Linked DNA regions of Homo sapiens: regions 1 and 3 are each linked to region 2. Evidence: read pairs that join two places in POLR2A ChIA-PET (ENCODE). Cell type or tissue: MCF 10A. All regions are shown on one strand. Each heading gives the region's core, and the rest is flanking DNA. Links, peaks and the distances in the headings are about the cores only.

Region 1 (8,309 bases), core at 1,791-6,790, 580 kb before region 2:
GGAGTTAAGCAACCTGAGCTGGTCCACAAATGCCAGACAGCTGTGCACATCTTTGGGGCGGAGACGAAAAACAGATACTTAACGTATCTGGTTAGAAATGAGGATTTTCTGGTTTGGTTATGCCTGTCATTTCGAATGTGTCTCTTCTAATATTTACAGCATCTATGCACCTGACCTTGTCAGTTTCACCACTGAGAAGCAACATGGTAAACCATCCTCAGAGTATGACCCAGAGGCTTGGGGGTGTTCTCTGCCCAGCCTCAATCCCTCTTAAGCCTTTGTCGGGGGACAAGTCTGGGTGAAGATGTTTATGCAGATAAAGGTTTGCCAAGCTGCAGATAACCCTTCCCATTTAGAGAAACTGCTCTCTTGATTCAGCCTTCCTCTGTATTCGCCCCCAAACCTAGGATATCTGACCAGTACCCAGTTCCATAATCTCAAGGCGATTCTTATTTCCTTTCTTTCCCTCATACCTCACATCTTTCTAGCAGTAAACCCTGTGGGTTCTTCATTAAAAATATATCGACTAGGCACAGTGGTCCATGCCTGTAATCCCAGCACTTTGGGAGGCCAAGGTGAGAGGATCACTTGAACCTGGGAGTTCAAGACCAGCCTAGGCCACATAGCAAAACCCTGTCTCTACAAAAAAAAATTTAAAATTAACTGGGTGGGGTAGCACACACCTGTAGTCCCACCTACTTGGGAGGCTGAGGTGGGAGGATCACTTGAACCCAGGGGGTCAAGGCTGCAGTGAGCTATGATTGCCACTGCCCTCCATCCTGGGCAACAGAGCAAGACCCTGTCTCAAAAAAATAAGAAAAGAAAGAAAAGTAAAATTAAAAAAATAAAATATATCTATCTCATCCACTTTTCAGCACCTTCATGGCCACTGCTCTTATCTAAGCCACCATCATTTCTAAATTAGTGCAATTGCCTCTTCACTGGTCTTGTTTCTGGTCTTGCCACCTTTTCAAGCCACTCTCCATACAGCAGCCAGAGGGATCTGCTAAAATAGAAATCAGATCAGGGCCCTAACCTGCTTCAAATCCACCAATGATGAATCGTTGTGTTTAGGAGAAAATCCGAATTCCTGGCAATGGCCTCTCGAGCCCTGTACTGCCTGGTTCCAGGGGGTCTTACTAACCTCACCTCCTGCCTCCTGCCTCTCTCTCAGCCCACTCCAGTCACATGGGCTCCCACCTCCTCTCCCTAATCGCTGCAAATTCAGTCCCACCTCACAGCTGCAGAATTTGCCGCCTCCTCCCTCACCCAGGAACCCTCTGTCCTCAGACCTTGTCATGGCTTACTCCTCGTCATTCATATCTTTGCTCAAATGCCACCTTCTCAAAGGCTTCCTGAGCACTCCTGTCAACGTAGCCAGCCCACCCTATCAGCCACCCTGGCACCATCCTGTTCTATTTTCTTCATTTCTTTACTTGACTACCACTTTCCTCCCCTTATACAATGTTTTGTCTGTGAGAACAGGCACCATTTCTAACTTATATGATGCTGTATTCTCAGCACCTAGAATGATACTCGGCACATAGCAGGTGCTCAATAAATTGTCCTCAAATTAATGAAGCTCATTAGTGGCCCCTTCACCCAGGAGTCATCCCAACCTCCCCAGCCCCTGGGACTTCTGTCCTCTCTGGGTTCCCATCACCCTGACCATCCCTGAGCCAGCTCTGAGGAGAGGAGAACGCTCTGGGAATGCCTGCCTCCTCAGCTAGACGCCAGACTCATCAAAGATGGAGCCTGACGTAGATCCTGCTGTCTCCCCCACAGCATGAGTGCTGGATATGCAGCAGATGTAGAACACTGCCTCAGCATCAAAACACACCTGGCACAAAGGAAGGCTCAGCTCTTCACTCCATGTGAACTCAAAGACATCACAGCGTCTATCAAACTGTGCAGCATCTCTGACACTATCCTTCCATTTCTAGGACTTTATCCCATGGAAATATTCACTTAAGTGTGAGGAAAAGATGCATATAGAGGGTGTTTCCTACTGCATTGTCTGTCCTGGGGGAAAATTGGAACCTACCTAAAAGCTAAATTGTAAGGGAATGGCTACACTTGCCGTAGTCTTCCCAGTATTGTGAGATACTATGTGGCAATTTAAAATCATCAGAGGGCTGTATGGGCTGACTTTCACGTTCTTGGATACTTTGTTATTTATTGAGCACCTACTATGTGCCAGGCAGTGTTCTAAATATTTGGGACTTAACAGGGAACAAAGAAGACAAAAATATCTGCTAGAGTCAAGGAAGACAAACAAAAAACTTAAAGAAATAACATGCCAGATGGTTGATAAGTGCTGTGGAGAAAAGGAAAACAGGAAAGGGGGAAAGGGAGGGTATCAGGTGGAGATGAGGGTCTTGGGAACAGTGGGGAGCAGGGTTTGGGCTTCCAGGGGTGACGGATGTCAGCACGATGAGCATGATGAGATTAGTCCTGCTGATCTCCATGCAGATCAAGTAGAGAAGAAGGGTCTCACTGAGACCTAGGCGGGGCTTACAGTGCAATATGGCTGTCTTCTGCTGCCTCCTCCAAGTCCAGCCTGGAAGCTGGCTCATGGAAGTTAAGCTCCCCTTCCTCCAGCTTCCTGTAGGTTCAACTAGGGGGAAGCCCCAGCAGGAGACAGGTGCACAGTGAGGGCTTTATCCCCCTTTGCTGGCCCCTGCCAGGCACCGAGGCTTCACCGTGTCTCCACAGAAGGCTCTCTCCACTCTGCACCCTTGTTGGTTCCCCAGGCCCACTGCACCATTCTTACAGCCTTCCCACTGGCTACCCACAGCTCTGTAAATATTACATTCATTAAACTCCCTGTATTACCCAGGCTGACTGTGCCATCTGTTTCCTGAGAGGTCCTGACACACACACAGAGTGTGATCTCATTAGCTAGAAAAAGTCAAATTACCCATGGATATACAGGCATGGAGACTCGTTTAGAAGCAAACATCAAACTGTCAATAATCACTACCCAAGGGAGGTAGGAGAAGGGATGTCCTTGAAAGACGGTCTTATAGAAAAAGAGAGAGAGAGAGACGGAAGGGATGGAGGGAACTTCATTTGCACCTTCTACTTCTCCATGGGCTTTGTTGTATGTTTGGTTTTTTATAATGAATGTGTACTGGTTTTCTAATTTAGAAAGTGCAGAACTGGAAACAAAATGCCACCAGCCCCGCTGGCTCTGCAGTAGCCTGGACAGTGTATACACTCTCTGGACTGGCAGAGTTGGCAGGTGTCCTTCTTGGGGAGTCTGTGTGGAGCCCAGGGACAGCTGACTCTGGACAGTGCCTGGGTCCCTCACCGTCCCCTCCCCAGTGCCTGATGCAGACCAAACTCTACCCAAAAAGTCACCTAAATTGTGGTTGGTTTTTTTTTGCAATAAACATATATTGCCTTTGTTCTCTCTACATGTATATGTAGATATACACAAACACATATACAATTAACATTATTATATATACAATTAACAAGTAATTAACACAGTTGACAACTTTGTGGTTGTGTGTGTATACTCCTCTGTAAGGAAGAACAGGGGACATAGCATGTACCACAGACTGGACACTGTTCTCAGTGCTTTGCACGTCTTAGCCCAATTCCTTTTTGCAACCGCTCTAAAGATGAGCCCCGTTACTGTTTGCATGGATAGGTTGAGGGGGTGGAGGCATGTACACATATATGTAATGATCCAGCATGTTAATTGTGCTATACAAGTCCCCCATATCTTCTACTCCTGCTGGTCACTTTTGAGCTTGTCATTTCTCAGATGCGGAGGGCACAGTGTGCTGTGCACCTGCAGCCCAGGGGTTCTGAGCAGCAGCTCTGGTGCCGTGCTGCCTACGCTTGAGCCCTGGGTTGACATTTGCGAGCTGTGTGCCCTTGGGGAAGACACTGACTTATCTCGATCCCTCAGTACCCCCAGTTTACAATGGGATCAATAATGGGGACCACCTTTAAAACTGTAAAACGTAAACAGGGCAATGTGTAAGGTGCTTAGAATAGTGTCCAGTCTGCAGTGTGAGCTACGACCCCCGTTCTTCCTTGCTGGTGGGTCTTGTTAGTTGAGCAATGTTCCCCACTCTGAGTGACAGCTGGCTAGCTCATCACTGATCTGAGCCTGTCTTTGCAGTCTGTTGCTTCACTCGTACCTGAAAGGCACAGAGTGAGTCACTAGTCAATGGGTCTTTCAGGGAAAGTCAGATGGGGGAGGGCTGGAAAAACATGTGCTTTCCTGACAAACGGTTTACTTACAACTGTCATTACTCTTCATTTCCTCCTGCTTTCTTTCTGCCTCGACATCAGGTGTGATGTTTGGAGTTATAGCAGCCGCCTTGCAACCATGAGGCAAGAAGCTGGAAAGACAAGCCAAGAGACTAAAACACTGTGACATCACATCTGACAAAATTGAGCCACTGAACCAATGCCAGCAGCTGTGTCCTCCAGATTTCTTCTTATGTGGGGCAAGACCTTTATTATTTAAGCCACCAGTGGTCTGATAGTGTTACCTGAAGCCAAACAGACTCCTGTTTGAAACAGTGTGTTTGTTTCCCACTTATCATTGAGGATCTGTCAATGTCTCCCTCTCTCTCTCTCTTTATTTAATCTCCAGGGCAGAATGACGAGTTAATCCTACTCCTCGGGTCCTGGCACATCATCATTGGTCCAATCTCGAGAGATTGATTAATTGGTTGATTCCCTTTCATTCCCTTTCCCTACTTTCTTTCCTTTCCCATTCATAGGCAGCCATTCTAATGCATGTAATATATTACATATTTCCAACTTGCAGGCATTCATATGTGATTTGCATTGTCTTGTGTGCACATGTATTTTTATCTTATATAAATGGTATTGTGCCGTATATCTTTTGCTTCTTGCACTCTGCACTGTGTTCTTAGAATCCACGCATGTTGCAATGTGCGTGTCTCATCCATTGTTCTAACGCTGCTCAGAGCTCCCAGAGTGCATCCTCCTTGTGGTGGACTTCCACGTAAGTTCTCTCCCCTCACCACCACCACTAATGCTAGAATGATCATCATTGTACAGGTCTTCTTATGCACTCTAATGATAACTCATCTGGGGTTGATATCCAGAAGAGGAATGGCGGGGTCCCATACTTTTACATGTACTTAATTAGATTCAACAGTGCCTGCTGTTCTTTAGAATGGCTGCATCAGACTATCCTCCCAACAGAAAATTTTTCATCCTTTTTTTATTACCTTTTGCATTTTGAGTTTCCCTTGTTAGGTAGACTAATATTCAAGGCTTTCTTTCATGGGGTTTTCCTGTTGTTAACATGCAATTTCTCTCTTTGTCCATTTCAAAGCTCTTCACCTTGAATTCCATTTAGTTGGGCCTCAGAGCCTGAGCGTTTCCCAATTTTTCATGCAGCCTTTCTGACTCAAAGCTCGTGCCTGCTAATCCTGTATGATCAAGATTTATGTCAATGCCTGCAGTTCACGCATGCCCACTGTTAAGATGGGATAATGCCTCATGATGGATTCTTCAAAACAACAGCCTTTGCCAGCAAAGAAAAAGAGACAGACTGTCCAAGAGGTAAAGTGAACATCTGTTGTTTACGTCTGCCCAGAATCCATTCCCTCTTCTGGCCATGGCACCATAGTTTTTGTCTGGGGTCCACCCCTCCCCCACTTCTACTCTGTGAAGCTCCGTCTCTCCCCAAGTCCAGTCCTGGCTGATCAGAGTATCCACACTCCCAGCCACAGCAATTGGTTCAGCAGTGGGCAGCTGACCCAGGCCATTTGATAAAATGTTGAACTAGCACATTAGCTGTAACTCTTTAGGAAGAGGTGTTCTCTTTTGCTAAGATTTCTAAGCTTGCAGAGTATAGCCTGAAACTCCCTGAAATGGGAGACAGAGTTGAGAGAGAGAGAGATAAAGGGAAAGAGTCAAAACTTCATTACATCATCATTGAGCTACTGGATTCAGCCATGGCTGAAGCCCAATTACCTGTTTGTTTCAACTACGTGGCTCAATAAAATCCCCTATTTGAATGAGACAGCTTGAGTTGGATTTCCATCCCATACCGCTGAACATGCAGCATGCATTGGTGAGTGAGTGGTAGAGAGCTTCAGTGATAATACAGTGAGTGGTAGAGAGCTTCAGTGATAATACAGTGAGTGGCAGAGAGCTTCTCCCAGGGCCTGTGGGAAAAAAAAAAAGCCCTGTCCGTCAATCATCTGTTAGGCAACTGCCCACTTCTTCAAACTCATATCTTACCATGCTTCCCCTCCCTGACTGTGTTCCAGCCACACCAGCTTCCTGGCTATTCTGGGAACACACTAGCTTGTCCTGTGCACTTGCTGTTGTTCCCTCTGCCTAGAGTGTCCTTCTGCCGAACTGCCGGATTGTTTCCTTCTCATGCCTCAGGACTCAGCTCAAGTGTTACCCCCTCATAGGGACCTCCTTGGCAAGCCCCTCTCGATGCAACCGTCAGTCTGCTCTGCAGCTCAGCACAGCAGCCACCTGGGCGATGGCTTCTTGGGCATTTGGTCCTTTACTTGGCTGTTGCTTGTCTCCTCTGCCAGAATTAAGCTGTTTTGTCACCACTGCAACCCGAGTGTTTACGCGGATGCCCGGTTCATGGAAGATACTCCATAAATATATGTGAAATAAATGAAGGAATGAAGAGGTTAGGAGGAAGAGAGAAAAGAAAGGAAGGCAGGAAGGAAGGGCAGAAGGAAGAGAAGGAGGGGGAGAAAGGCAAAGGAGGAAGGGAGGAAAGTCGGGGGCAGGGAAGGGAGGAGGAGGAGGACGGACTCACTCAAATGCTTCAGGTTTAAGGGTCACTTCTTTTTTGTTCATACCCTCAGACTTGGCCCAAAAGCAAACTCAGAAACAAGAGTCCTTGAAATCTCATCTCAAATGTCCCTCTGGCCTGCTACTTAATTAAGTGACCCCATAATGAAATTTCTTCCCATTGAGTCTGTATTTAATAATTAATTGACCTCTTCAGCCCAGCCAGGCTTGGAGGCTCATCAATTATACATCTTTCCCATCTGCACTCAACACTCACCTCCCAGGAAAAAAGAGTCCAAAGAGGAGAGGCTGGGAGTGACTGGAGGCGAGCACTGGCTCCTCTGCGGGGTGAAGTTACTCCCAGAATGGTGACCTGCTAGGGACAGATGGAGAGGAATGAAAGGGGCTAGATTCAATCTCGGGCCTGAAGTTTATTCTGAGGCATCATCTTGCAAAAGACAAAATTAGTAATAAAAAGTTAGGCATGAAAGTAAACATTTATCTAGAAAAGCTAAATAACAACCAATTACTTTGTTATGGCAAAACCCACAAAATCCCATAAAAACAACACAATATTTTTATTAATTAACTAATTGTCTGGCCTGCTTGAAGTGTCATCAATTTAGTGAGTATTTAAGACTAGCTACTCACACCTATAATCTCAGCACATTGGGAGGCCAAGGTAGGCGGATCACCTGAGGTCAGGAGTTCAAGACCAGCCTAGACAACATGGTGAAACCCCATCTCTACTAGAAACAGAAAAATTAGCTGGTTATGGAGGCACGTGCCTGTAATCCCAGCTACTTGGGAGGCTGAGGCAAGAGCGAATCTCTTGAACCCAAGAGGTGGAAGTTGCAGTGAGCCGAGATTACACCACTGCACTCGAGCCTGGGCGACAGAGCAAGACTCCATCTCAAAAAAAAAAAAAAAAAGATCAAAAAAAAAAACTAGTTACTTACTTCACAACAAAATTTGAAATGGCCTGAATGTTTTAGCTCCTGTAGGAAAAAACTTGATTGTCATTTTCCCTTTTGGCCAGACTCTTTGATTGTCTTTTCTCATCAATATCATTTTCTACAGAGAGCAGAGAGAAAAGAAAGGTAACTCATTCTTTTCTTTAGAAAGTTGATCAGAAAAAAAAAAGAAAGAAAAAAAAGGAAAAGAAAAGTCTGACCATTTAGAAGTTTCTTTTGGCTTTGTAACCTGTCAGGGCTGTCACTACGAAGTAACACAGCCTGTGTGCCTTAAGAAATAGGAATTTATTTTCTTACAGTGCTGGAGGCTGGAGGCCTATGATCAAGGTGCTGGCAGAGTTGGTTTCTTCTGAGGCCCCCTCCTTGGTCTGTAGATGGCCGTCTCCTCTTCACACAGCCTTCCCTCTGTGCATTTCTGTGTCCTGATTTCCTCTTCTTAAGGACACCGGTCATATTGGATTAGGGCCCACCAATATGACCTGATTTACACTTAATCTTTAAAGACCCTCCCTATCTCCAAATACAGTCACATTCTAAGACACTAGGGTTAGGACTTCAACATATAAATTT
Region 2 (7,732 bases), core at 1,155-6,154:
GTATTTTTAATAGAGACAGGGTTTCTCCGTGTTGGTCAGGCTGGTCTCAAACTCCCAGCCTCAGGTGATCCACCCGCCTCGGCTTCCCAAAGTGCTAGGATTACAGGCTTAAGCCACCACACCTGGCCTATTATTATTATTATTATTTTAAATTTATTTATTTTGAGACTGAGTTTCACTCTATCACCCAGGCTGGAGTGCAGTGGTGCAATCTCGGCTCCCTGCAACCTCCATCTCCCAGGTTCAACTAATTCTCCTGCCTCAGCCTCTGAGTAGCTGGGACTACAGGCACGTGCCACCATGTCTGGCTAATTTTTGTATTTTTTGTAGAGACGGGGTTTTGCCATGTTGGCCAGTCTGGTCTTGAACTCCTGACTTCAGGTGTTCCACCGGCCTCGGACTCCCAAAGTGCTGGGACTACAGGCATGAGCCACCGTGCCCAGTCTTATTTTTTTGAGACGGAATATCACTTTGTCACCCACACTGGTGTGCAGTGGCACGATGTCAGCTCGCTGCAACCTCCACCTCCCTGGATTCAAGAGGTTCTCCTGCCTGAGCCTCCTGAATAGCTGGGATTACAGACCTGTGGCACTGCACCTGGCTAATTTTTGTATTTTTAGTAGAGACAGGGTTTCCCCACGATAGCCCAGGCTGGTCTCGAACTCCTGGCCTCTAGTGATCTGCCCGCCTCAGCCTCTCAGAGTGCTGGGATTACAGGCACAAGCCACCACACCTGGCCTGTTGCTTTATTTTTGACTTGTTGGTCTCTTGGTCTCTGCAACCAAGATGACAGATGTCATCCGACTGTCAGCAGCATGACGACAGGGCCTTGTCTGGCTTCTTCACTGTGGATTCCCAGCCTCAAGAAGGCAACCAGGCCCATGTGTAGCCACTGAGTCAGAGCCTTTAACAAAAAGGATAAAGAAGAAGAAGAAGGCTGGGCGCGGTGGCTCACGCCTGTAATCCCAGCACTTTGGGAGGCCGAGGTGGGTGGATCACGAGATCAGGAGATCAAGACCATCCTGGCCAACATGGTGAAACCCTGTCTCTACTAAAAATACAAAAATTAGCCAGGTGTGGTGGCGCACGCCTGTAGTCCCAGCTACTCGGGAGGCTGAGGCAGGAGAATTGCTTGAACCCGGGAGAAGGAGGCTGCAGTGAACCAAGATCACTCCACTGCACTCCAGCCTGGCGACAGAGCGAGACTCTGTCTCAAAAAAAAAAAAAGAAAAAGAAGAAGAAGAAGAAGAAGAACAATAATAATAATGACTTACATTAAGTGTTTGCTAATTGAATCCTTACAGCACTGTGACATAGTAGGTACATTGATTTTGCCACTTTGCACTTGCTGTTCCCTTTGCCCGGAACACTCTTCCCAGGTGTTTGCAGGACTTTTCTCTCCATGCAGGTCTCTGCTCAAATATCACCAACTCAGAGAGGACTTTCCTAACCCCCTCCCTAAAGGAGTGCCAAGCATCACTCCCTAATCCCATATCCTGTGGTTAAGGATTTCACTGTGTCCCTTCTAAAAAGATATGTTAAAGTCTTAACCCCCAGTACCCAAGGATGTGACTTGATGTAGAAATGGGATTTTTTTTTTTTTTTTGAGACAGAGTCTCGCTCTGTTGCCCAGGCTGGAGTGCAGTGATACAATCTCGGCTCACTGCAACCTCCACCTCCCTGGTTCAAGCGATTCTCCTGCCTCAGCCTCCCAAGTAGCTGGGACTACAAGCATGTGCCACCACGCCCAGCTAATTTTTTGTATTTTTAATAGAGATGGGGTTTCACCGTGTTAGCCAGGATGGTCTTGATCTCCTGACCTCGTGATCCACCCACCTCAGCCTCCCAAAGTGCTGGGATTACAGGCGTGAGCCACCACGTCTGGCCTGAAATAGGATCTTTACAGAAGTAATCAAGTTAAAATGGGGTCATTAAGGTGGGCCCTAATCCAATATGACTGATGTCCTTATAAAATGAAGAAATCTGAGGCCAGGTACGGTGGTTCACACCTGTAATCCCACCACTTTGGGAGGCCAAAGCAGGTGGATCACCTGAGGATGACCTCTGGCCAACATGGCAAAACCCCATCTCTACTAAAAATACAAAAATTAGCCAGGTGTGGTGGTACACGCCTGTAATCCCAGCTATTTGGGAGGCTGAGGCACAAGAATCACTTGTACCTGGGAGGCAGAAGTTATAGTGAGCCGAGATCACACCACTGCACTCCAGCCTGGGCAACAGAGTGAGACTTCACCTCAAAAAAAAAAAAAAAAAAGAAATAGGATCTTTACAGAGGTAATCAAGTTAAAATGGGGCCATTAGGGTGGGCCCTAATCCAATATGACTGAAGTTCCTATAAAAAGAAGAAATCTGAGGCTGGGTGTGGTGGCTTACGCCTGTAATCGCAGCACTTGGGAGACTGAGGCGGGCGGATCACTTGAGCCCTGGAGTCTGAGATCAGCCTGGCCAACATGGTGAAACCCTGTCTCTACAAAAAATACAAAAATTAGCTGGGTGTGGTGGCGCACAGCTCTCAGGAGCTGAAGCAGGAGGATCACTTAAGCACAGGAGTCGAGGCTGCAATGAGCTGTGATGGTGTCATTGCATTCCAGCCTGGGTGACAGAGTAAGACCCTGCTGCCAAAAAAAAAAAAAAAGAAGAAGAAGAAATCTAGGCTAGGCACAGTGGCTCATGCCTGTAATCCCAGCACTTTGAGAGGCTGAGGTAGGAGGATCTCTCAAGCCCAGAAGTTCAAGACTAGCCTGGGCAACATAGCAGGACCCTGCCTGTTTGAAAAAATTTTTTTAAATTATCAGGGGTTGGTGGTGTGTGCCTCTAGTCCCAGTTACCTGGGAGGCTGAGGCAGGTGGACCACTTGAGCCAAGTTGAGGTTGCAGTCCAGCCTTGGTGACAGAGTGAGACCTTGTCTCAAAACAAAAAAGAAGAAATCTGGACCCGTGGCCGGGCATTGGTGGCTCATGCCTGTAATCCCAGCACTTTGGGAGACCAAGGCGGGCAGATCACCTGAGGCTGAGAGTTTGAGACCAGCCTGACCAATATGGCAAAACTCCATCTCTACTAAAAATACAAAAATTAGCCAGGTTGTGGTGGCACGTGCCTGTAATCCCAGCTACTTGGGAGGCTGAAGTAGGAGAATCGCTTGAACCCAGGAGACGGAGGTTGCACTGAGCCGAGATTGCACCACTGCACTCCAGCCTAGGTAAAAGAGCAAGACCCTATCTAAAATAAACAAACAAACAAACAAACAAATAAAAAAGAAAGGAAGGAAGGAAGGAAAGAAAAAAAAAGAAAAGAAATCCGGACACAGAGACAGACACAGACGGAAGATGATGTGAAGACAGAGGATTGGAGCAATGCATCTACAAGCCAAGACATGCCAGAAATTGCCAGCAACCACCTGAAGCTAATAGGAAGAGGTAAGGAGGACTGTCCCCTACAGGTTTCAGAGGAAGCATGTCCCTGCCCACACCTCGATTTGAGACTTGTAGCCTCCAGAACTGTGAGACAATATATTTCTGTAGTTTTAAGCCACCCAGTTGTGCTGCTTTGTTTTGGCAGTCCTAGCAAACGGACACACTTGCTTTATTTTTCTTTATTTAAAGCTCTGATAGCCACCTGCCACTGCACACATTTATTTGCCTGCTGACTCCCTGCACCCAGGATGGACTGCAGGTCTCTTGAGGCTGAGGTCTCATGTTCATATGTTCATGCATCTGTTACAAGGGCTGGCATTTACTCCTTCCTTCAGGAACTATTCATTTGAGTGCCTACTATGCCAGGCCCTGCCTTCTTTTTTTTTTTTTTTTTTTTTTGAGACAAAGTCTCACTTTGTCACCCAAGCTGGAGTGCAGTGGTGCAATTCTCATGCCTCAGCCTCCTGAGTAGCTGGGACTACAGGCATGTGCCACCACACCTGGCTAATTTTTTGTATTTTAGTGGAGACGGGATTTCACCATGTTGCCCAGGCTGATCTCAAACTCCTGACCTCAGGCAATCCACCCGCCTCGGCCTCCCAAAGTGCTGGGATTACAGACAGAGTGAGCCACCGCGCCCTGCCAAGCCTTGGCTTTTTGAAGTTTACATTCTAGTAAGAAGAAACAGGTAATAAACAATAAACAGATAATAAAAAACAACAATAAGTAAATAATAAACAATAAATAGGAACAATAAAATAGGTAGTGTGTTAAATGGTGATGAGTGCTATGGAAAAAAATATAGCAGCAAGGGAGATGGTGGGGGGTTGGGGTGGGCAACGGTGGTCATCAGTGTAGACAGAGGCCTCACCAAGGAGCTGACAGCTGAGCCTGAATAAGATCAAGGAGGAGGCGTGGGGGATTTTGGGGGACAGCAGTACAGGTTGAACAGGGGTTCCCAGCAAGAGCGATTTTGCCCTCCAGGGGACATTTGTCTGGAAATATTAGGGAGTTGCTCCTGGCACCTAGTGGGTAGAGGCCAGGGATTCTGCTAACCATCCTGCAATGCATGGAACAGCCCCATAACAAAGAATGGCCCAGCTGGCTGGGCACGGTGGCTCACGCCTGTAATCCCAGCACTTTGGGAGGCTGAGGCTGGTGGATCACGAGGTCAGGAGTTCGAGACCAGCCTGGCCAACATGGTGAAACCCTGTCTCTACTAAAAATACACAAATTAGCCAGGAATGGTGGCATGTGCCTGTAATCTCAGCTACTCAGGAGGCTGAGGCAGGAGAATTGCTTGAACCCAGGAGGTGGAGGTTGCAGTGAGCCAAGATTGTGCCACTGGACTCCAGCCTGGGCAACAGAGCAAGACTCTGTCTCAAAAAAAAAAAAAAAAAGAAGAAAAAGAAGAACGGCCCAGCCACAAATGTCCGCAGCAGTGAGGTTGAGAATCCTTAAGGGAGAGGGAAGAGGAAGCCCTCAGCCTCGGAGTGCCCTGCAGGGACCAGGTGTTGGAGGAATAGCCAAGGCGATCACTGCTCAGATGTTTTACTCTCTGGGAGGACACCGTGGTGGGGAAGGTTAGAGGGTACTGAGGAAACAGAAATATGTCGCAGGCCATTTTAAGAAGTTCAGTTTTTACTCTAAATAAGACCAGAAATCACTGGAGACTTTCTGCAGATAAGAGACACAGGCTGACAAGTTCCACAAACATCACTCTGGTCATGGGGTTGCAAATCGACTGAAGGGGGCCATGGCAGATGTAGGGAGACTAGTGGGGATGGTTGGAATGTTCCAGGCCTGCGATGCTGGTGGCTCAGAGCAGGGTGAAGGAGGACAGCAAGTCAGGATTCTGGACCTACTTGGGAAATCTAGTTGTCAGGGTTTGTGGAGTATGGGAGGGAGGAAGAGGAGGCATGGATGACTTCAAGATCTTTGTTGTTGTTGTGTTTGTTTGTTTGTTTGTTTTTGAGACAGGGTCTCGCTCTGTTGCCCAGGCTGGAGTGCAGTGGCGCGATCACAGCTCACTGCAACCTCCGCCTCCCGGTTTCCAGCAATTCCACTGCCTCAGCCTCCGGAGTAGCTGAGATTACAGGTGCACGCCACCACGCCTGGCTAATTTTTGTATTTTTAATGGAGATGGGATTTCACCATGTTGACCAGGCTGGTCTCAAACTCCTGACCTCAAGTGATCCACCTGCCTCCCAAAGTGTTGGGATTACAGACATGAGCCACCGCAACCGTGATTTGTTTTGTTTCCAGGCTGGAGTGCAGTTGGCGCCATCATGGTTCACTGCAGCCTCTACCTGAGCTCACGTGATCCTCCCATCTCAGTCTCCTGAGTAGCTAGGACCACAAGCCCACACCGCTATGCCCAGCTAATATTTTGAATTTTTTGTAGAGACAGGGTCTTGCTCTGTTTCCTAGGCTGGTCTCAAGCTCCTGGGCTCAAGTGATCCGCCCCCACCTTAGCCTTCCAAAGTGCTTAGACTTCAATATCTTCTGACCTGAGCTGCTGGGGGGCTGGAGTTGGTGCGGGCTGAGATGGGGACAGTAGTGGGAGGAACAGGCTGGGGGAGGATGAATGTGGGGGTGAGCTATTAGTCATCCAAGTGGAGATGTCACGGAGGCAGTCGGATGATGGAGTGCAGGGGAAGTTTGGGCTGGAAGTATAAATGTGGGAGGCATCAGCATCTAGACGGAATTTAAAGCCATGACGCATATGGGCTGAGATCACCTAGGACTGTGCGTGATGGGAAAGAATCGGGTCCAAGGGCCAGTCCCTGACACTCTCCACAGCTTGGACATTTGGCTGTGAGAATGAACCAACAAAGATGACAGCCGGGTGCGGTGGCTCATGCCTGTAATCCCAGTACTTTGGGAGGCCGAGGTGGGCAGATCACCTGAGGTCAGGAGTTCAAGACCAGCCTGGCCAACATGGCAAAACCCCATCTCTACTAAAAAATACAAAAATTAGCTGGGTGTGGTTGCAGGCACCTGTAATCCCAGCTACTCGGGAGGCTGAGGCAGGGAGAATTGCTTGAATCCGGGAGGTGGAGTTTGCAGTCAGCTGAGATCTCACCACTGCACTCCAGCGTGGGTGAAAGAGCCAGACTTTATTTCAAAAAATAAATAAAAGAAAAAGAAAATTGCTCCTTCAAGCCACGTAACAGGAGCAGAGAAGGAAAGGTGGGTCGAAGCCCAGCTTGGGCATTTTCCAGGTGTGACCTTGGACAAGTTCCGGCCTTCCCCAGTTACCCCATGACACTGCTGTCAAGGATAGAGGAGATCATGAAAAGTGAAGAGCCTCTCAGCTTTGTAAACTGTGAAGTGCCTTCTAAGGATCAGGGTGATTGCCAACTGAGCATTTCTATAACACCACCACTGAAATAAAAACTCAAGGTCGCACAGCTTCTGCTGACATCATTCAGCAGAGAACAGATGCAGAATTTCCAACCTTTCAAGAGCTGTGCACCCTGTTAGCTTGAGGGCCAAGACCTTACCACTTCCTGACCAAAACATAATGCATACAGCATATTAACCTGAAAAAAATTCTAGGAAATAGAAAAACATGCATGTAGTAAATAATTAAAATGGCATAGAAACGTATCCATGGGGCTGGGCGTGGTGGCTCACGCCTGTAATCCCAGCACTTTGGGAGGCTGAGGCGGGCGGATCATGAGGTCAGGAGTTCGAGACCTGCCTGGCTAACATGGTGAAACCCTGTCTCTACTAAAAATACAAAAAATTAGCCGGGCATGATGGCAGGCACCTGTAATCCCAGCTAATTGGGAGGCTGAGGCAGGAGGATCTTTTGAAGCTGGGAGGTGGAAGTTGCAGTGAGCTGAGATCAAGCCATTGCACTCCAGCCTGGGCTACAGAGCAAGACTCCGTCTTGAGGAAAAAAAAAAAAATTAGCCGGGCGTGGTGGTGGGCGCCTGTAATCCCAGCTACTTGTGAGGCTGAGGCAGGAGAATCACTTGAACCTGAGAGGCAGAGGTTGCTGTGAGCCGAGATCGCACCACTGCACTCCAGCCTGGGCGACAGAGCGAGACTCCGTCTCAAAAAAAAAAAAAAAGACTTTGCTCTGGTCAGGAGTGGTAGCTCATGCTGTAATCCCAGCACTTTGGGAGGCCAAGGTGGGAGGACCAATTGAGTCCAGGAGTTCAAGGCTACTAGTGAGCTATGATCATGCCACTCCACTGCACTCCAGCCCAGGCAACAGAATGAGACCCTCTCTCTAAAAGAAAAAAAAAAAAAAGCCAGGTGAGGTGGCTCACGCCTGTAATCCCAGC
Region 3 (8,309 bases), core at 1,791-6,790, 56 kb after region 2:
GTGTTGTTTTCCAGAGCATTCTCCAATAAATATTCTGGTGCAAATCTCCCTCCCAGAGACTGTTCCTTGGGGCCACTGACCCAAGACCAAGACGAAGGCTTAGGGGGGTTAAGTGGCTTTTCAAAGGTCCCACAGCAGGCTGGATGTGGAGCTAAGACTGTGACCTTTCTCCTCACTCCACAATTGGTGCTCACAAGCATTGCGCTTCAAGGCCTTATTCTTGGGCTCTGCTGACCACAGCTATCTTTTTCTTTTTTTTTGAGACAGAGTCTCGCTCTGTTACCCAGGCTGGAGTGCAGTGGCATGATCTCGGCTCACTGCAATCTCTGCCTCCTGTGTTCAAGTGATTCTCCTGACTCAACCTCCTGAGTAGCTGGGACTACAGGTGCCCGCCACCATTTCCTACTAATTTTTGTATTTTTAATAGAGATGTTGCCCGCCTTGGCCTCCCAAAGTGCTGGCATTGCAGGAGGAGCCACTGCACCCGGTGCGCAACTATCCTTGATCTCTAGAGGACTTTTCAACCCCCTTGCCTACCCCATGTGTATTTCTATAATAGAAGAAACAGAAGAAAAATTCATAGAATGTGCAACCCAGTGGCATGAACTTCAGCCCTCTTCCTTTGTTGTTCTTAAGCAATATATCTTGTAGTTGTGCTTGTCTGCACCCTCTCAACTGGTTGACAGCCAGCAAGTTCAAACACATAGACTTTTCAACTACAAGTATCTAATATGATTGCATAAAGTCCTTTGTGCTCAAAAAACTTAAAAAATTTTTTTTGTTTTTTATAGAGACAAGGTCTTGCTATGTTGTCCAGGCTGGTCTCAAACTCTTGGGCTCAAGCGAACCTCCCATCTTGGTCTCCCAAAATGCCGGAATTACAGGTGTGAACCACTGTGCCTGGCCAGAAAACTTTTTTGTGTATTTGTTTTTTGTAGAGATGGCAGTCTCACTATAGCCCAGGCTAGTCTGGAACTCCTGGGCTCAAGAAATCCTCCCACCTCTGCATTTTTTGTTTTTGTTTTTTGATAAAAGTATGGATGTGAGATAATGGGCCCATACAAGTATGTGGCTGGGACAAGGTCATTTCTCGGTATGATGGTCCATTTCTAACATCATGGGACAGTTATGGAGGTTAGAATGCTGTGGTCTGGTGTGAGAACTCTTGCTATGCCAATAATAATAATAAACATTAGGCTGGGTGAGGTGGCTCACGCCTGTAATCCCAGGACTTTAGAAGGCCGAGACCAGAGGATTGCTTGAGCCCAGGAGTTCAAGACCATCCCGGGCAACATAGCGAGACGCTGTCCTGTTAATAAATAAAAATAAAGGCTGGGCGCGGTGGCTCACGCCTGTAATCCCAGCACTTTGGGAGGCCAAGGTGAGCAAATCACGAGGTCAAGAGATCGAGACCATTCTGGCCAACATGGTGAAACCCTGTCTCTACTAAAAATACAAAAATTAGCCGGGCGTGATGGCAGGTGCCTGTAGTCCCAGCTGCTCAGGAGGCTGAGGCAGGAGAATCGCTTGAACCCGGGAGGCGGAGGTTGCAGTGAGCTGAGATCGCGCCACTGCACTCCAGCTTGGCGACAGAGCGAGAGTCCGTCTCAAAAAAAAAAATCAATAAAAATATAAAAGAATAATAAACATTAATCGAGCTATTGCTATATACCAAACACTACATACTTATATATATATTTATGTATTATTAAATATATACTATATTAATATATAATACATATAATGTATTTTATAATTAATAGTTAATAGTAACATAATATTAATATTATATTACTGTATGTATATATACTGTATAGGTGTATGTATACTGCATTGTACTTTACTATATTTACTGTTATATATATACATACATATTTATAACATATAAAATAACATTATATATCAAGTTATCAATAGGCAGATATTGTTATTTCACCCACTTACTGGTGAGAAATCTGAGTCACAGAGAAGCTAAGTAACTTACTCAAAGTCACACAGCTAGTAAATGGCAGAGCCACTCCAGCCTGCATGACCGCTCTTCATTTTCAGAAGGTGCGGCTCTAACTCAGAGCACATTTATTCAACTGAATGCATTTATGAGGAAGATCTTGAAAGCCTGTCTCCCTCTCTCCCTCCCAACACATCAAAAAATAATGGAATGTAAAACAATTGGCTGGTCTTCATCTTAAACTGGTCGGCTTAAGCTGGTCAGTGTCAACCAGGTTCAAGTTATGGAACTGTGTGTAAATGTTGAAAATGTATCATTGTATCTTTTTTTTTTTTTTTTAAGAGACAGGGTCTCCATATGCTACTATGACTAGCAGCATAGTCATAGCTCACTGTAACCTTGAACTCCTGGGCTCAGGTGATACTCCTTTCACCTCAGCCTGCTGAGTAACTGGGACTATAGACAGGCACCACCACGCTTGGCTAATTTTTTAATTTTTTGTACATATTGGAGTCTCACTATGTTGCCCAGGCTGGTTTCTTTCTTTTTTTTTTTTTTCTCCTGAGATGGAGTCTTGCTCTGTCACCCAGGCTGGAGTGCAGTGGCGCTATCTCAGCTCATTGCAAGCTCCACCTCCTGGGTTCACACCATTCTCCTGCCTCAGCCTCCCAAGTAGCTGGGACTACAGGCACCTGCCACCACGCCTGGCTAATTTTTTGTTTATTTTTAGTAGAGACGGAGTTTCACCGTGTTAGCTAGGCTGGTCTCAATCTCCTGACCTCGTGATCCACCTGCCTTGGCCTCCCAAAGTGCTGGGATTCCAGGCATGAGCCATGGTGCCCAGCTTGCCCAGGCTGGTTTCAAACTCCTGCCCTCAGGTGATCCTCCCACTTCAGCCTCCCAAAGCATTGAGATTAGAGGGGTGAGCCACCATACCTAGCCCTGTGTATTGTATCTTAAAAGGAAAATGTAATTATGGATTTATGGTATATTTTCTTTTTTTTTTGAGACGGAGTCTCACTCTGTCACCCAGGCTGGAGTGCAGTGGCGCAATCTTGGCTCACTGCAAGCTCCGCCTCCTGGGTTCACACCATTCTCCTGCCTCAGCCGCCTGAGCAGCTGGGACTACAGGTGCCCACCACCACGCCCAGCTAAGTTTTCTGTATTTTTAGTAGAGATGGGGTTTCACCATGTTAGACAGGATGGTCTCGATCTCCTGACCTCGTGATCTGCCCGCCTCAGCCTCCTAAAGTGCTGGGATTACAGGCGTGAGCCACCGCGTCCGGCCAATTTATGGTATATTTTCTTGCATTGAAACTGGAAACTCTTGCAACACATAAGTACATTATTCAACTTCCAGTTATTCAAGAAACACTCTAATTTTTTTAGCCATCATGTATTGCATAAAAACAGTGGGAGAGTTGATCAATTACTCACTGTTTATTTAAAGCTGTGGTTTAAACACTTTCTGTATAGTATCTCTTTATTGAAGGATTGTTGAGAGAGCTGGAATTACCTCTGTCACTCATCTTTGTGCTAAGAAACCCTGATGTGTGTTTTGTATTGGTTAGTTTTTGCTTCTCTACTGATGAACAGGATCTGATCAAGTTGAGCTTGCAGTAGAATAATTCACAGAAAAGTGCAGGGTGCGGTGAGTCACGCCTGTAATTCCAGCACTTTGGGAAGCCAAGGTGGGTGGATCACGTGAGGTCAGGAGCTCAAGACCAGCCTGGCCAATGTGGCGAAACCCCGTCTCTACTAATAGTACAAAAGTTAGCCGGGCATGGTGACGCGTGCCTGTTGTTCCAGCTACTCAGGAGATTGAGTCAGGAGAATTGTTGGAACCTAGAGACGGAGGCCGCAGTGAGCCGAAATCGCTCCACTGCACTCCAGCCTGCGCGACAGAGCAAGACTCTGTCTCAAAAAAGAAAAAAGAAAAAACAAAAAAGAATAATTCACAGAAAAGTTAAGAAAGGTTATCTATGGCCTCTTAATCTTCCTGATCTGAAACGGCAACTTGGGGTAAGGGAAGAATGTTGAGGAAGTGGAGCATAAAAAAAAAAAAAAAAGAGGAAGAAGAGAAAGAGAAGAGGGAGTGAGGGGGAGAGAGAGTGAGGAAGGAAGGGAAGAAGGGAGGGAGGGAGGAAAGAGAAAAGGAAAGAAAGAAGGAAGAAAAAAGGAAGGAAGAGAGAAAAAGAGAAAAGGTTGGTGTCATAAATAGTGTAAATATACTTAATAAGCAAGTGAAATCAAAGGCTGAGTAGTACGTCATACTGATGTCTAGTATTTTAAAATTTAGGCTGGGCACGGTGGCTCACACCTGTAATCCCAGCACTTCAGGAGGCAGCGGCGGATGGATCACCTGAGGTCAGGAGTTCGAAACCAGCCTGGCCAACACGGTGAAACCCTGTCTCTGCTAAAAATACAAAAATTAGCCAGGTGTGGTGGCGTGCACCTGTAATCCCAGCTACTCCGGAGGTTGAGGTAGGAGAATCGCTTGAACCCGGGAGGCGGAGGTTGCAGTGAGCCAACATTGTGCCATTGCACTCCAGCCTGGGAGACAAGAGTGAGACTCAGTCTCAAAACAGAAAAAAAATAAAAAACATTTTTAAAAAAAAGGAAAAAGGAGAAAAATTTGGACACAGAGACATGGACATACAAGGGGAGAAGGCAGGTGAAGATGTAGGCAGAGCATGGAGTAATGCATCTACAAGCCAGGGAAAAACAAAAATTGCTGGCAACCTCTAGAAGGTACAGGTGGCAAGGAAGGAATCTTCCCTAGAGGTTTAGAAGGGAGTCCAGCCCCGCTGACACCTTGATTTTGAGCTTCTAGTCTCTGGAACTGTGAAAGAACATGTTTTGGTTGTTTAAAGCTACTAAGTTTTTGGTAATTTGTCATTGCAGCCCTACGATACAAATATATTCACAATAAAATAAATGAAAATTAAAATTATACTGACATGCCATTTTTAACCCGCCACTTAGACAAAGATCAAAAAGCCTGATAACAGACTAAGTTAGAAAATGTGTTGGGAAATTGATTGCTTTTATTTGCTGCTGGTGGGAGTGAATGTAAACTGATATAATCTCTAGAAATTACTTGACAATTTCTATCAAAATTACAAATGCACATATCTTTTGACCCAGCAATTCTGCTTCTAGGATTTTCTGACATTGGAGAAAGTTGCATACGTGGACAATTGCACATGGACACGTTATGTATCACAGCACTCTCTGTAACCACAGACATTTGGAATGAACACTAACTGTTCATTGTCAAGCGATGTTTGAGTACACTGAAGAACATCTATACTTGGAGTCAGCAAACTTTTTACATAATGGGCCAGAGAGTAAGTACTCTAGGTTTGCAGACCCAGAGGGCTCTGGTGCAATGACTCAACTCTGCAGTTGTAGCTCAAAAGTAGTCATACAGGCTGGGCACTGTGGATCACGTCTGTAATCTCAGCACTTTGGGAGGCTGAGGCGGGTGAATCACCTGAGGTCAGGAGTCCGAGACCAGCCTGGCCAACATAGTGAAACCTCGTCTCTACCAAAAATACAAAAATTAGCCGGTGTGGTACTGGACACCTGTAATCCCAGCTACTCGGAAGGCTGAGGCAGAAGAGTTGCTTCAACCTGGGAGGCAGAGGTTGCAGTGAGCTGAGATCGCACCATTGCACTCTAGCCTGGGCGACAGAGCGAGACTCCGTCTTAAAAAAAAAATGTAGTCATATATCATACATCATATATAAGTGAATGGGCATGGTTGTGTTCCAATAAAACTTTATTTACAAAAAACAGGCAATGGCCAGATTTGGCCCATGAGCCTGTTTGCTGATCCCTGATCTATTCAATGGAATATTATGAGCTGAAAAATTAGTGAGGTGGCTATGTTCTGCTCCACAGTGACTTCCAAGATTAAGTGAAGAAAGCAAGATTCAGAACAGTATGGATTTGTCAGAAAAAAATATATAAATTTATATAAAGAATTATTTGTATATTCACAGGCAATGTCTGGAAGTATCCATAAGAAAGTGGACCCATTACTTATTTCTGGGATAGGAAACTGGGTGGCTCAGTGTCTCAGTGGGGAAGATATTTTCCTTTGTGCTTTTTGAATTCTGAACCAAGCTGAAATTATTACCCATTCAGAAAACAAAATAAAAATGTGAAAAGGTAAGCAAATTTATTTCCCTACCACATACTTTTTCTTTGCAGGGCCAGTGAGCACAAATGGTTTTTAGTTCCGTTTTTGTTTGTTTGTTTGCTTTTAATAGAGATGACATCTCACTTTGTTGCTTGGGTTGGTTTCAAAAAGGCAAATTTTTCTTCTTTCTTTTCTTTTTTTTGGGATGGAGTCTCGATCTGTTACCCAGGCTGGAGTGCAGTGGCACCATCTTGGCTTACTGCAACCTCTGCCTCCCAGGTTCAAGCAATTCTCCTGCCTCAGCCTCCCGAGTAGCTGGGACTACAGGCATGCACCACCAAGCCCAGCTAATTTTTGTATTTTTAATAGAGACGGGGTTTCACCATGTTGGCCAGGCTGGTCTCGAACTCATGGCCCCAGGTGATCCTTCGGCCTCAGCCTCCCCAAATCCTGGGATTATAGGCATCAGCTATCACACCTGGCCGGGTTTTCACATTTTTGGATGGTTGAAAACAACCCCAAAAAGAATAATATTTTGAGAAGGGGGTGGGGGAAAAAAGAATATTTTGTGACAAAAGAAAATTATGTGAAATTCAAATTTCAGTGTCCACAAATAAAGTGTAATGGAACACAGCCCTGCCTATTCATTTGCATTCTGTCTATGATTGCTTTGCCTTACACTGGCAGACTTGAGTCATTGTGACGGAGAGCCCATAAAGCCTAAAATATTTATCTGGTCCTTTACATAAACAGTTTACAGATTGTTGTTCTAGATTAAAGAACAAAACAATCTTTCACATGCTTCTACAAATAGAAAGTTCATATTTAATATTGAATGACCATTCCATGAGGACTTTAAAAAATGAAATGGCTTATGAAGAACTCAAAATTAAATTGTGAATTTTCTTGCTTCTTCTTAGAGAATATTTTAAAAAGCTGTGGCCTCTAAACAAAAATAAAGCACTTATCCCATCTGTCTGGGTCTCACTGTGCACCGTGTTGGTGAGGCCATCAGAATGAAAATGTATCACAACCCACCTTCCCCTTTATTTTTATTTCTTATTTTATTTTATTTATTTATTTTTTTGAGACGGAGTCTTGCTCTGCCACCCAGGGGCGCGATCTCGGCTCACTGCAAGCTAGGCCTCCTGGGTTCACGCCATTCTCCTGCCTCAGCCTCCTGAGTAGCTGGGACTACAGGTGCCCGCCACCACGCCTGGCTAATTTTTTTGTATTTTTAGTAAAGACGGGGTTTCACCGTGTTAGCCAGGATGGTCTCGATCTCCTGACCTTGTGATCCACCTGCCTTGGCCTCCCAAAGTGCTGGGATTACAGGCGTGAGCCACTACGCCTGGCCTTATTTTTATTTTTAATTTATATATATATATATATTTTTGGGGGGGGGGGCAGGGACAGGGTCTCACTCTGTTGCCCACACTGGAGTGCAGTGGCGTGACCTGGGCTCACCACAACCTCCGCCTCCCGGGTTCAAACGATTCTCCTGCCTCAGCCTCCCGAATAGCTGGGATTACAGGTGCGTGCCACTGCTGCCGGCTAATTTTTGTATTTTTAGTAGAGACAGGGTTTCACCATGTTGGCCAGGCTGGTCTTGAACTCCTGGGCTCAAGTGATCCTCCTGCCTCAGCCTCCCAAAGTGCTGGGATTACAGGTGTGAGTCACTGCATCCGCCCCTCCCTGTCCCTTATTTGACAGAAAATTCAAAGTACTTGATGTTAACAAAAAGCTGAGATGACCTGGAATTGCTTTTAATTTTTACTAAGAATGAATCAAAGCTTTCTGTTGTTGTTTTGATGGTGGGAAGAACACACTTGTGCCTTTTTTTTTTTAAATCACCGATAAAACAAGGATACAAGGAAACTCTGCCTTCTGAAAGTTTTGTTCTTGGTTTATAAGAGACAATAAACCCACATAAAAAGTTATGTAATAAGAGGACAGTCAATAACTATGTTTTCAACCTTTTCGGCAATGATCCACAGTAAAATATATGTTTTATACTATGACTCAGTAGATACATATATACACACACAAAAAAATAAAAATATGGGGCTGGGTAAGGTGGCTCACACCTGTAATCCCAGCACTTAGGGAGATCAAGGTGGGTGGATTGCTCGAGCCCAAGAGTTTGTGACCAGTCTGGACAACATAGCAAGACCCCGTCTTTACAAAAAAATAAAAAAAACTAGCCAGGTGCAG

What was found. Peaks named below come from ENCODE experiments on the same cell type or tissue, not always from the same donor. Only the 100,000 strongest peaks of a DNase experiment are listed, where the experiment ranks them.
Region 1: POLR2A ChIA-PET joins it to region 2 with 6 read pairs; 2 of 35 experiments call an interaction of 5 or more read pairs at or near these places.
Region 3: POLR2A ChIA-PET joins it to region 2 with 5 read pairs; 11 of 35 experiments call an interaction of 5 or more read pairs at or near these places.

The regions. Positions count from the first base shown.
Region 1 is chr20:46,797,357-46,805,665 of GRCh38, forward strand. No RefSeq gene overlaps it. Among named protein-coding and RNA genes, the nearest start is that of SLC2A10, 92 kb to the left of the region's middle. RefSeq lists an enhancer at 5,645-6,844. In MCF 10A, for the core only: no CTCF peak of the experiment used is centred there; a DNase peak (open chromatin) is centred at 4,185.
Region 2 is chr20:47,373,897-47,381,628 of GRCh38, forward strand. No RefSeq gene overlaps it. Among named protein-coding and RNA genes, the nearest start is that of ZMYND8, 21 kb to the left of the region's middle. RefSeq lists enhancers at 2,053-2,554, 2,555-3,054, 4,695-5,195. In MCF 10A, for the core only: no CTCF peak of the experiment used is centred there; DNase peaks (open chromatin) are centred at 3,425 and 6,115.
Region 3 is chr20:47,429,005-47,437,313 of GRCh38, forward strand. No RefSeq gene overlaps it. Among named protein-coding and RNA genes, the nearest start is that of LINC01754, 21 kb to the left of the region's middle. RefSeq lists an enhancer at 1-166. In MCF 10A, for the core only: no CTCF peak of the experiment used is centred there; DNase peaks (open chromatin) are centred at 3,307, 3,677 and 5,337.